2 separate regions of the Homo sapiens genome follow, and region 2 is linked to region 1. The links are chromatin loops, found by intact Hi-C in ENCODE. Cell type or tissue: heart left ventricle. All regions are shown on one strand.

The links. Hi-C counts contacts between places; a loop is a spot of excess contacts. Peaks named below come from ENCODE experiments on the same cell type or tissue, not always from the same donor. Only the 100,000 strongest peaks of a DNase experiment are listed, where the experiment ranks them.
Region 2: it touches region 1 in a loop (2.3-fold over the local background); 12 of 110 quality-filtered maps call a loop at or near these places.

What each region holds. Positions count from the first base shown.
Region 1 is chr20:62,497,886-62,502,885 of GRCh38, forward strand. No RefSeq gene overlaps it. Among named protein-coding and RNA genes, the nearest start is that of GATA5, 24 kb to the left of the region's middle. RefSeq lists enhancers at 2,182-2,682, 4,148-4,377. In heart left ventricle, CTCF peaks have their summits at 2,461 (motif pointing right) and 2,669; a DNase peak (open chromatin) is centred at 2,466.
Region 2 is chr20:62,585,326-62,590,325 of GRCh38, forward strand. No RefSeq gene overlaps it. Among named protein-coding and RNA genes, the nearest start is that of LINC02970, 16 kb to the right of the region's middle. RefSeq lists an enhancer at 3,505-4,012. In heart left ventricle, no CTCF peak of the experiment used is centred here; DNase peaks (open chromatin) are centred at 2,866 and 3,466; H3K27me3 peaks cover 4,041 bases.

The DNA.
Region 1 (5,000 bases):
GTTGGGGATGGGAGAGTGTTGGGGTGGGTCCGTGTTGGGGTGGGTGGGTGTTGGGGTGGGTGGGTGTTGGGATGGGTGGCTGTTGGGATGGGTCCGTGTTGGGGTGGGTGGGTGTTGGGATGGCTGGGTGTTGGGGATGGGAGAGTGTTGGGGATGGGTGGGTGTTGGGGTGGGTGGCTGTTGGGGTGGGTGGCTGTTGGGGTGGGTCCTTGTTGGGGTGGGTGGGTGTTGGGATGGCTGGGTGTTGGGGATGGGAGAGTGTTGGGGTGGGTGGGTGTTGGGGTGGGTCCGTGTTGGGGATGGGTGGGTGTTGGGATGGGTGGCTGTTGGGGTGGGTCCGTGTTGGGGTGGGTGGGTGTTGGGATGGCTGGGTGTTGGGGATGGGAGAGTGTTGGGGTGGGTGGGTGTTGGGGTGGGTATGTGTTGGGATGGGTGGGTGTTGGGGATGGGTGGGTGTGGGGGTGGGTGGGTGTTGGGATGGGTCCATGTTGGGGATGGGTGGGTGTTGGGATGGGTGGGTGTTGGGGTGGGTGGGTGTTGGGATGGGTCTGTGTTGGGGATGGGTGCGTGTTGGGGATGGGTGGGTGTTTGGATGGTTGGGTGTTGGGGATGGGTGGGTGTTGGGGTGGGTGGGTGTTGGGATGGGTCCGTGTTGGGGATGGGTGCGTGTTGGGGTGGGTGGGTGTTGGGGTGGGTGGGTGTTGGGATGGGTGGGTGCTGGGGATGGGCGGGTCCGTGTTGGGATGGGTGGGTGGTGGGGATGGGTGGGTGTTGGGGTGCATGGGTGTTGGGGTGGGTGGGTGTTGGGATGGGTGGGTGTTGGGGATGGGTGAGTGTTGCATTGAGTGGGTGTTGGGATGGGTCTATGTTGGGGTGGGTGGGTGTTGGGGTGGGTCGGTGTTGGGATGGTTGGGTGTTGGGGTGGGTGGGTGTTGGGATGGGTGGGTGTTGGGGTGGGTGGGTGTTGGGGTGGGTGGGTGTTGGGATGGGTGGGTGTTGGGGTGGGTCCGTGTTGGGGTGGGTGGGTGTTGGGGTGGGTAAGTGTTGGGGATGGGTGGTTGTTGGGGTTGGTCCGTGTTGGCAATGGGTGGGTGAGTTTTGGGGATGGGTGGGTGTTGGGGTGGGTCGGTGTTGGGATGGGTCAGTATTGGGATGGCCGCTGGAGGGTGGGGGCAGCTGGGACCTACCTTGGCTGACCCCTCCCCAGACCCTGACAGTCTGAGAGAGGTGGGCTTGGCATGCAGCGGGCAGCAGAGGAGAGCAGTTAGGGAAGTGAGGCTGGGGAAACAGGGAGGGAGAGAGACAGCTGCGATGTCATTACAAGTCAGTCACCAACAGTTTCCAGGTAGGGAAGGCATCTCTTTATGGCAGCAAAGGTGCCAGGAAGGTGGGCTGGGGTCTTCCAGCAGCTTCCAGAGCTGAGAGCAGCTGCTCAGGGGTCTCAAGTGAGTGTGGTGGGCTAGGCCACCCACGGTTATGCTGCCCATTCCATCCCCCTGCCTGGGGAAGGGCAGGGCAGGAACGAAGGGGGGTCCTTGGTCTCGGCATGGGGCAGGGACCCCCGATGTGGGAGCAATGGACACATCCCAGTCCTCTCTCCGTCTCTGCCTTGTCAAGCAGGAAGCCTTCTTGGGGCCATGGGTCCCTAATGCTTTTCTACGCCCAGCTCAGGTCCTGGGGATCAAGGAGCCGCAGGCTGGGATGGGCGAGCCTCTGCAGGAAGGTCCTGGTTTATTTTTGCGGTCGCTGTGCAGGTCAAGAGTGATGCTGCTTCACCTCTTGTGGCCACCATGGTGGGTTCCTTTAGAAAGATTTATTTAAGGACGTCAAAGAAACTGAGCAGCAGCTGCCTCTGAGAACCTGGCGTAGGGAGGTCTCATCTTCCTGGGGTTATACCCGTTCAAACGCAGAGACAGAGAAGAAACAGGAAGAACTGATCGTGCACAATAGATTCCCCCAAGTTAAAGGTGCGGGGATCTAGAGAGGAGCGTTCAGTAAGCCCCGCACGGGCGTGCTCAGCTCTGTCCCGCATCAGGGAGCCAGGCCAGGAACCGAAATCGGGATGTGGGCCGACGCTTAACCTGGACAGTTGTCCCCTTGGCGTAGAAGACACCAGCACACCCCCTCCACTTTGGACAGATGCCGTGACCAGCCCGGAGCCCCAGCAGCTCCATTCACAAGGTGCTTGGGAAAATAAATTTAGGTGTCTCCATTCGTAACTCAGCAATGTGATTGAGCGTCTGTGGGAGAAGCCTTATTCCTGCAACGGCTGTGTGTGTGTGATGGGCCGGAGCCCGGGGGAGTCAGGAGCTCAGACTCAAGTGAAGCTCAGAGTGAACAGGAAGGGTCACAGCCGCACCGTCCCCCAACCCCCAGGCGGTCAGAATCCAGAGCGTGGGCCCAGGGCTGCCCCTGCCCGTCGGTCCCCGGAGAAAACGCCCGGTGTGTGCGGAGCTTCACCACCAGGGGGAGTCCGAGGCCGTGTCCAACGTGGGTGTGCGGGAGGGCGGGGGGAGGGTGTGAGCCAGCGTGTCTGTGTGTCCATGAGTGTGAGGGTGTGTGCAGGCGTGTCTTACTGTGTATGTGTGGGTGTGAGGGTGTCTGTGAGCCTGTGTGCGTGTGCGGGTGTGTGCAGGCATGTCTTACTGTATACGTGTAGTTGTGAGGGTGTCTCTGTGAGCGTGTCTGTGCATGTGAAGGTGTGTCCATGCGTGTGAGGGCGTGTGCAGGGGTGTATATGTGTGAGTGTGAGGGTGTATTTGTGTGTCTTACTGTATATGTGTGTGAGGGTGTGAGCCAGCGTGTGTGTCCATGCGTGTGAAGGTGTGTGCAGGCATGTCTTACTGTGTATGTGTGGGTGTGAGGGTGTCTGTGAACTTGTGTCATACATATGTCCATACGTGTGAGGGTGTGTGCAGGCCTGGCCTCCTGCACTAGTGTGGGTGTTTGTGTGTGCAGGTGAGAGGGTGTCTGCCTCTGCTGTCGTGGGTTGGGATTCGTGTGTGCAGGTGAGTGGGTGTCTGCGTGTACTGCTAGTGTGGGTGTTCGTGTGTGTGTGTGAGCGGGTGTCTGCGTGTACTGCTAGTGTGGGTGTTCATGTGTGCGGGTGAGCGTGTGTCTGCGTGTACTGTCGTGGGTTGGGATTTGTGTGTGCGGGTGAGTGTGTGTCTACATGTACTGCTAGTGTGGGTGTTCGTGTGTGCGAGTGAGAGAGTGTCTGCGTGTACTGCTAGTGTGGGTGTTTGTGTGTGCAGGTGTGTGTCTGCGTGTACTGCTAGTGTGGGTGTTCGTGTGTGCGGGTGAGCGTGTGTCTGTGTGTACTGCTAGTGTGGGTTGGGATTTGTGTGTGCGGGTGAGCGTGTGTCTGCGTGTACTGTCGTGGGTTGGGATTTGTGTGTGCGGGTGAGTGTGTGTCTGCGTGTACTGCTAGTGTGGGTGTTCGTGTGTGCGAGTGAGAGAGTGTCTGCGTGTACTGCTAGTGTGAGTGTGTGTGCAGGTGAGTGTGTGTCTGAGTGTACTGCTAGTGTGGGTGTTCATGTGTGCGGGTGAGCGTGTGTCTGCGTGTACTGTCGTGAGTTGGGAGCCGTGGATGCCACGCAAGCCCCGAAGCCCCAGCTTTCTGAGCAGCTGGCCTGTGACGGCGGCATCTCAGGCGGCTTGGCTGTGTAGTGGGGATCCCCCAGCAGGCTCCAGGACCAGGGTCTTCTCTTTGGCTCCAGGTGACCCCAGCAGACTGGCCCTGCACCTGGCCCTGTGTTGACATCTCCAGAGGGTTTGTGAGCAGAGATGAGGGCACCTGTGAGGTCAAGGATAGTCTCTGTGTGGCAGCGGGACCTTGGGCCCAGGGGCAGCCTGTGGCTCTGAGGATGGCTGTGAGTACTTGGCAATGACCCTGTTAGTTGAGCTTGTGCCCGGCAGGGCTGAGATCTCCCAGCATGTGGCATGGGCCCCTCACCACCCCGAGTATGGACCCTGATATGGTCTGGCTCTGTGTCCTCACCCAGATCTCATCTTGAGTTGTAACTGAATTGTAATCCTCATGTGTTGGTTGGCAGAGGGACCTCGTGGAGGTGATGAGATCATGGGGGCGGTTCCCCCATGCTGTTCTCAAGACAGTGAATGAGTCTCATGTGATCTGATGGTCTCATAAGGGCTTTTCCCCCTTTTGCTCTGTGCTCATTCTTTCTCCTGTCACCCTGTGAGGAGGTGCCTTCCGCCATGATTGTAAGTTTCCTGGGGCTTTCCCAACCAGGCGGAACGGTGAGTCAACCAAACCTCTTTTCTTTATACATTACCCAGTTGAGTATTTCTTCATAGCAGTGTGAGAGAGGCCTCATAAAGACCCACTTCGTAGATGCACCGAGACTCAGACCCTGAGGTGGGGCTGGGTGGCCGCAGGCTGCTCAGGGGTCTCAAGTGAGTGTGGTGGGCTAGGCCACCCGCGGTTATGCTGCCCATTTCATCCCCCTGCCTGGGTGTGGGTCTTGGTGTGTGGGGTGGGATTACAGGAAGGAGCAGTGCCCTGGGCTGGCCTGCTAGGGGTGGCCCAGCCAGGAGGCTCCCAGCAGGGTCGGCTCTCGGGAGCTGGGTCATGGAGGGTGGGGACATGAGGGTCAGGGAGAGGGCCCAGCTCCCTGACAGCTCCTGGGGCTCTGTGGCAGGGAGAGCAGGTCTGCTGGGGCCAGCTCATGCTTCTGGGGCGCAGCCTTGCCCTGACCCATGGGCTCAACGGAGGGCCGGGTGGGGCTCCCACAGAGCAGTGGGCCTTGGGCCTCAGCTCTTCCCAGATGGAAGCTCTCGAGCAGATGAGAGGGGCTGTGAGCTCCTATGCGCTGGCTCTCCACGTCCCTGCTCCTCCTCTTCCTGGTCACCCCTGCCAGCCCCTTCCTCTGGTGCTTGACCTCGCCCTACTCCCCACCTCCCGGCCTGTGAGCAGCCTTGGCCCGGAGCTGCCCTTCCTGATCATGGTCGGGACCCCAGGCATCTGCCCCTACGTTGGC
Region 2 (5,000 bases), 87 kb after region 1:
CACCCCTCACATAACACACACACACGTTATATGACACACACACATCCCTCACATAACACACACACACATCCCTCACGTGACACACACTTTATATGACACACACACATCCCTCACGTGACACACACACCCACACACGTCCCTCACATGACACACACACACATCCCCCACGCGTGCACACACACACACACACTCTGCGGGTGGCTGCTCACCCGCCCTGACATGGGGACTGTCTCTCCGGTGAGAACCGGCTGCAGGAGGGTTTGGTGCAGTGTGGATGTGGCCACTGCTCCTCAGGAAGCTCAGCCGGACACGCGCGGGGGGACGGGGCTAGGCCTGGCTTCATTTCCAGCATGTGACCCTGGCAAGCTGCTGCTCCTCTCGGGACCTCATTTTTCTCCTCTATGGAATAGGGACGGCAGAGCCAGTGTGGTGCACTGAGCCCTGGAGCGCCGCTCTGCAAAGGCACGTTCCACTGACACCCGCCTGGTCAAGCTCAGACCCAGGCAGAGAGGTGGCCGAGCCTCGCAGGGCCCCGGGTCCGACCCACCCCCGGGTCTGGCAGCTTTGCAGAAGGGCCTCTTTCAGGAAAGCAATTCACACACAATTCACAGTTGCAGCCTGCATGTCCTGTGTTGCTGTGGGCTCTGGAACTACGAGTGAGGACACCTTGAATCCCCTGTGCTTCCAGGATGTCACGTCTGTGTTCCTGGGACGGAGTGTGGAAACTGACTTTGGTAACTTCACGCTGCTTAGATGCACGGTGGGATCAGCTGCTGAGAGCAAATCTGATCGCCTCGTAGGTGAGCTCAGAGCTGCTAGGAAGCTCTTCACACCAGGGGCCTCAGGGGCACAGGTTTCGGGCCACGAGCTCACAGGCATTAGCAAAAATAAGGGTTCCTGGCTGGGTGCAGTGGCTCACGCCTGTGATCCCAGCACTTTGAGAGGCCAACACAGGAGGATTGCTTGAGCCCAGGAGTTAGAGACCAGCCTGGGCAACATAGCGAGACACAGTATCTAATTTTTTTTGAGATGGGGTCTCACTGTGTTGCCCAAGCTGTAGTGCAGTGGTGTGATCTCGGCTCACTGCAACCTCCACCTCCTGGGCTCAAGTGATCCTCCCACCTCAGCCTCCCAAGTAGCTGGTACTACAGACACACCACCATGCCTGGCTAATTTTTGTATTTTTTGTAGAGAGTGGGTTTTGCCATGTCGCCTAGGCTGGTCTCAAACCCCTGGGCTCAGGAGATCTACCTGTCTCAGCCTCCCAAAGTGTTGGGATTACAGGCATGAGCCACCGTGTCTAGCCCCAGTATCTAATTATAAAAAAACAAAAAGAAAAAATAAGTAAATAAGGGTTTCTGGTAAATTCTTCCTGGAGACACCTGGTGCCAGTCACACAGCCTCCCGAGCTGGTCACTCAGGCTGTGCACACCTCAGCCCTCAGGACAGCCAGGGAGGCAGCACGTACCCCAGCCCTCAGGACAGCCAGGGAGGCAGCACGTACCCCAGCCCTCAGGACAGCCAGGGAGGCAGCACGTACCCCAGCCCTCAGGACAGCCAGGGAGGCAGCCTGCACGGCTCTGCCCAGACGGCTCTTGGAGCATCTGGTGGGGCCAAGTGTTCTGGGGACACGTGCTCTGGAAAGATCTGCTTCAGCCAGACTTTCACACAGGACAGCTGGGGTTGACCCTGGCCGGTGCAGCCAGCAACACCTGTGAGGCCAGAGGGCAGAGGCAGGGATTCTCCCAACAGAAAATCAGGTGTGACATCATCTCCAAAGCTGATCCCGAGTCTGGGCCCCAAGCCTGCTGTAAGTGGGGAACGCTGGTGTCTTCCTTCAAGGTCCCCAAAGAAGCAGACCCTGGGAGAGGGTTTGGGGCACAGGGTTTATGCGGGAGGTGATTCCAGCAAGCAGGGTGCGTGGTGGGGAGGTGAGACTGGGAGGCAGGGAAGGGGTAGCGTGAGTGAGGGGCAGGTGGCCACTTTGAACAACCGCAGCTTCATTTTCCTTGCATGAGCCATGCAAGAGGGTCATTTTCCTGAGGACCCTCTTGTAAAACAGATCCCTGGAGGCCCGGCTCTTCCCTCCTTTCTTGCTTGTAGTTCTCAAGAATAACTGGAATATGCTGGATGCACAAGCCCCTGAGATAAAGAGGAGCATGTGGAGCACCCGGGGCTCTGCTCCAGCCCCTCCTAGAGCGGAATGTCCTAGAACGCTGCAGCCCAGCGAGCCACGTTTCCTGAGTGTAAGATCAGAGTGGGCCGCTTTGGGGTTCATCAGCTGCGGGGCAGCATGGGCACAGGCAGACAAGGCCCGGGGGAGGGAAGGTGACAGAGAGCAAGTTAGGGAGCCGGTGACCACTTGGGGACCAGAGCTCAGATCCAGAGGGACCCCCTGGGTGTTGAGAACCCTGGGAATTAGTGTGCCAACTCCTGCCCCTCTTGGTGGGGGTCTCTCCAGGGCGAGTGAAGTCCTAACACTTAGCCAGCCCCACACACCACACACTCACACCCAGAGATGTCCTCGGGTGGGGGGCGCAGGCACTGAGGAGGCCTGTGGGGTGCCGGGGTGGGGACCCCGTCTCTGCCGCAGGTATCTGCAGCTCTGCCACCAGGCTCTTTCAGCACCAAGGAGAGCAGCTGAGGGGCTCCTGTGTTCCTGGGGGCCCGTGTGCTCTCTGGACCTGCAGCTGGTCCCATTCTGGGGTCCGTGCCTGTTCCCGGAAGCACGGATCCCAGGCAGGCAGTGGGCTGGCCTGGCCTGGTTCTGGGAATCACTTTGAAGGCAGTGTTTTATGCCACTTGCCTGCCAAGGCAGAGAGTGCTGCGGCCATGGAGGTGACAGCTTCCCGGGCGGCGACTGACGTGGGGAGGCTTTGCTGATTCATTCTGGGCATGAATAACCAATTTCCTCAAAGCTGCCGGGGTTTGTGAATCAGGGTTCCCAATAAGAATGAACAAATCAAATCCATCTTCTGGGGCCTTTCATGGGACACTCTCAGCTCCCCAGTGCGTCGTGGGGTTTATAGCATGGCAGTCACTGGAGTGAGCTTGCTTAGAGATCAGCGCCCGGCCCTCTGGAGCTGGGAAGTACAACCTGCTGCAGTGCCCACACCTGTGTGGCCACCAGGCTGTCTCCAGACCCCGGCTCAGGCAGCTCCAACACTCGCCAAACCCTTCAAACCCCAGCCCTCTGCTGGGGTATCTTGGTGGGTGCTGGACAAGCCCCGTGTTCAGATGGGGCTGAGTCCCTGTGACTTTGAGTCCCTCTGACCACTAATGGGGAGAGAAATGTGTGGACAGCCGATGCCAGCCATAAAATCCCCGTGAGAATTACTCAGCCTGTGGGAAAATGGCCAGTAGCCGGGGGCCATCTGAGGGCAGGAGAAGGCTCCAAATCAGGAAAATCTGCCACATAATTGAGTGCCTGGGGCGGCTGGTGAGGCGTGGACAGGGCTAGGAGCTGAGCCCCACCACAGCACCTGCCCACCCCTGGCCTGTGCAGCAGCTATGGCTGGTGATCCCGGACCTCTGTCTAGGCATCAGACACAGGACCCACCCTGGCCCTAAGTTCCTCCACTGCAGCCCCTGGAGCTGCCTCCCAGGAGAGGCCCAGTGCCGGGGAGGCCTAGAGGCTGCAGCGTCTCCTCTCCACCTGGCTTTCCTCTCAGCTGCTCTGTTTAAGGAAACCCTGACTCACAGGCCAGAGGAAGATCGCCCGGCAGAGCTCTCAGCTCCCCAGGGCTTCCAAATGAAGTTTCTTTTAATAAAACCTTGGTGATCAGACAGGAGGCCCAGAGGTATCTGTGTGAGGTGGAGAGGGTCAGAGGCTATGGTAGGGGTGAGGGCTCAGGCAGCTGGCCCTGAAGCTGCAGCTCTCCCTCTGGGAGTGCAGTGGTCCCGACCTCACAGGCTCAGCCTCAGCCTCAGCGGGGTGTTCCAAGTCGGCCTGGAGTCCCCTCCCCAGCACTTCCACCAGTGAGCTCCTGCCACCTGAGGCGCACTGGGGAGAGGCCAGCTCCTCCCATAAGCTTCCCAGCACCCACAGCGAATGTCTGCCCAGCAGGGCAAGGGCACGAGGGGGCAGGCACACTGTCTTCCCCGAGGCCTGGAGCTGGGAGCCCAGAGGTATGCCCTGGGTGGGCGGCCTTTCTCCTTTACTCGCTTTTTTTCCAAGCCAGCCTGAACTTAAGGGGGGCGGTGCACTGCCAGCTGAAGTTTGAGGGCCTGGCCTGGGGAGGTCCGGGGGGAGACATCTTATGCTTTACCAGCAGGAACTGGGTTAGGACAGGGCTGGCACAGACCTGGGGATGTACGGGCCCTTCTCTCGACAGGAACTGGCATCAAAGATTTAGGGGGGACCCTAATACAGGGGAGAGGGTCCCTGGCTGAACAAGCCAGGAAGCGGCAAGCGAAGACAAGCCAAAAACCATGTTTGGGAGCAACGAGGCGGACCCCGGCCTGCGGCACTGCGAGTCCTGATCTTCTGGGCCTGCACACGTGGGTATGTGGGAGTGTGGTCGTGCACAAGAGTCAGAAGGCAGTGGAAGCTGTGTTGGGTGTAAAGTACTGCACATGTGACACAGTTGTACACAGATGCACACACACGTGCACACAAGCGCATGCATACACAAACAGAAATGTGTTTGTACACATCTCACACCCATATGCATACGCCTGTGAACACATGCAGACAAGCATGCACGCTTCCAGGTCCAATGCAAACCCACTTGCACAAACACACACACGTACACACAAAGCCCAAAGCAAAGCTGGCCCCTGGGAAGCACTTTTTGGGAAAGCAAAGCAAAAGTGTCAGCAGCTGGAGCCTGGTGAGTCTTGGAGCACACCCCACCTCCCCCAGTTTCATGCCACTGACGACAGGGTTTGGGTATCAGCATGGTGACTGGTTGGGGTCTGTGTTTGCAAACACTGTGCCAAGCACTGCTGGACACAGCGCATGTGCCACGGAGCTCTGGCCCCAGAGCCAGCAGGCAGCG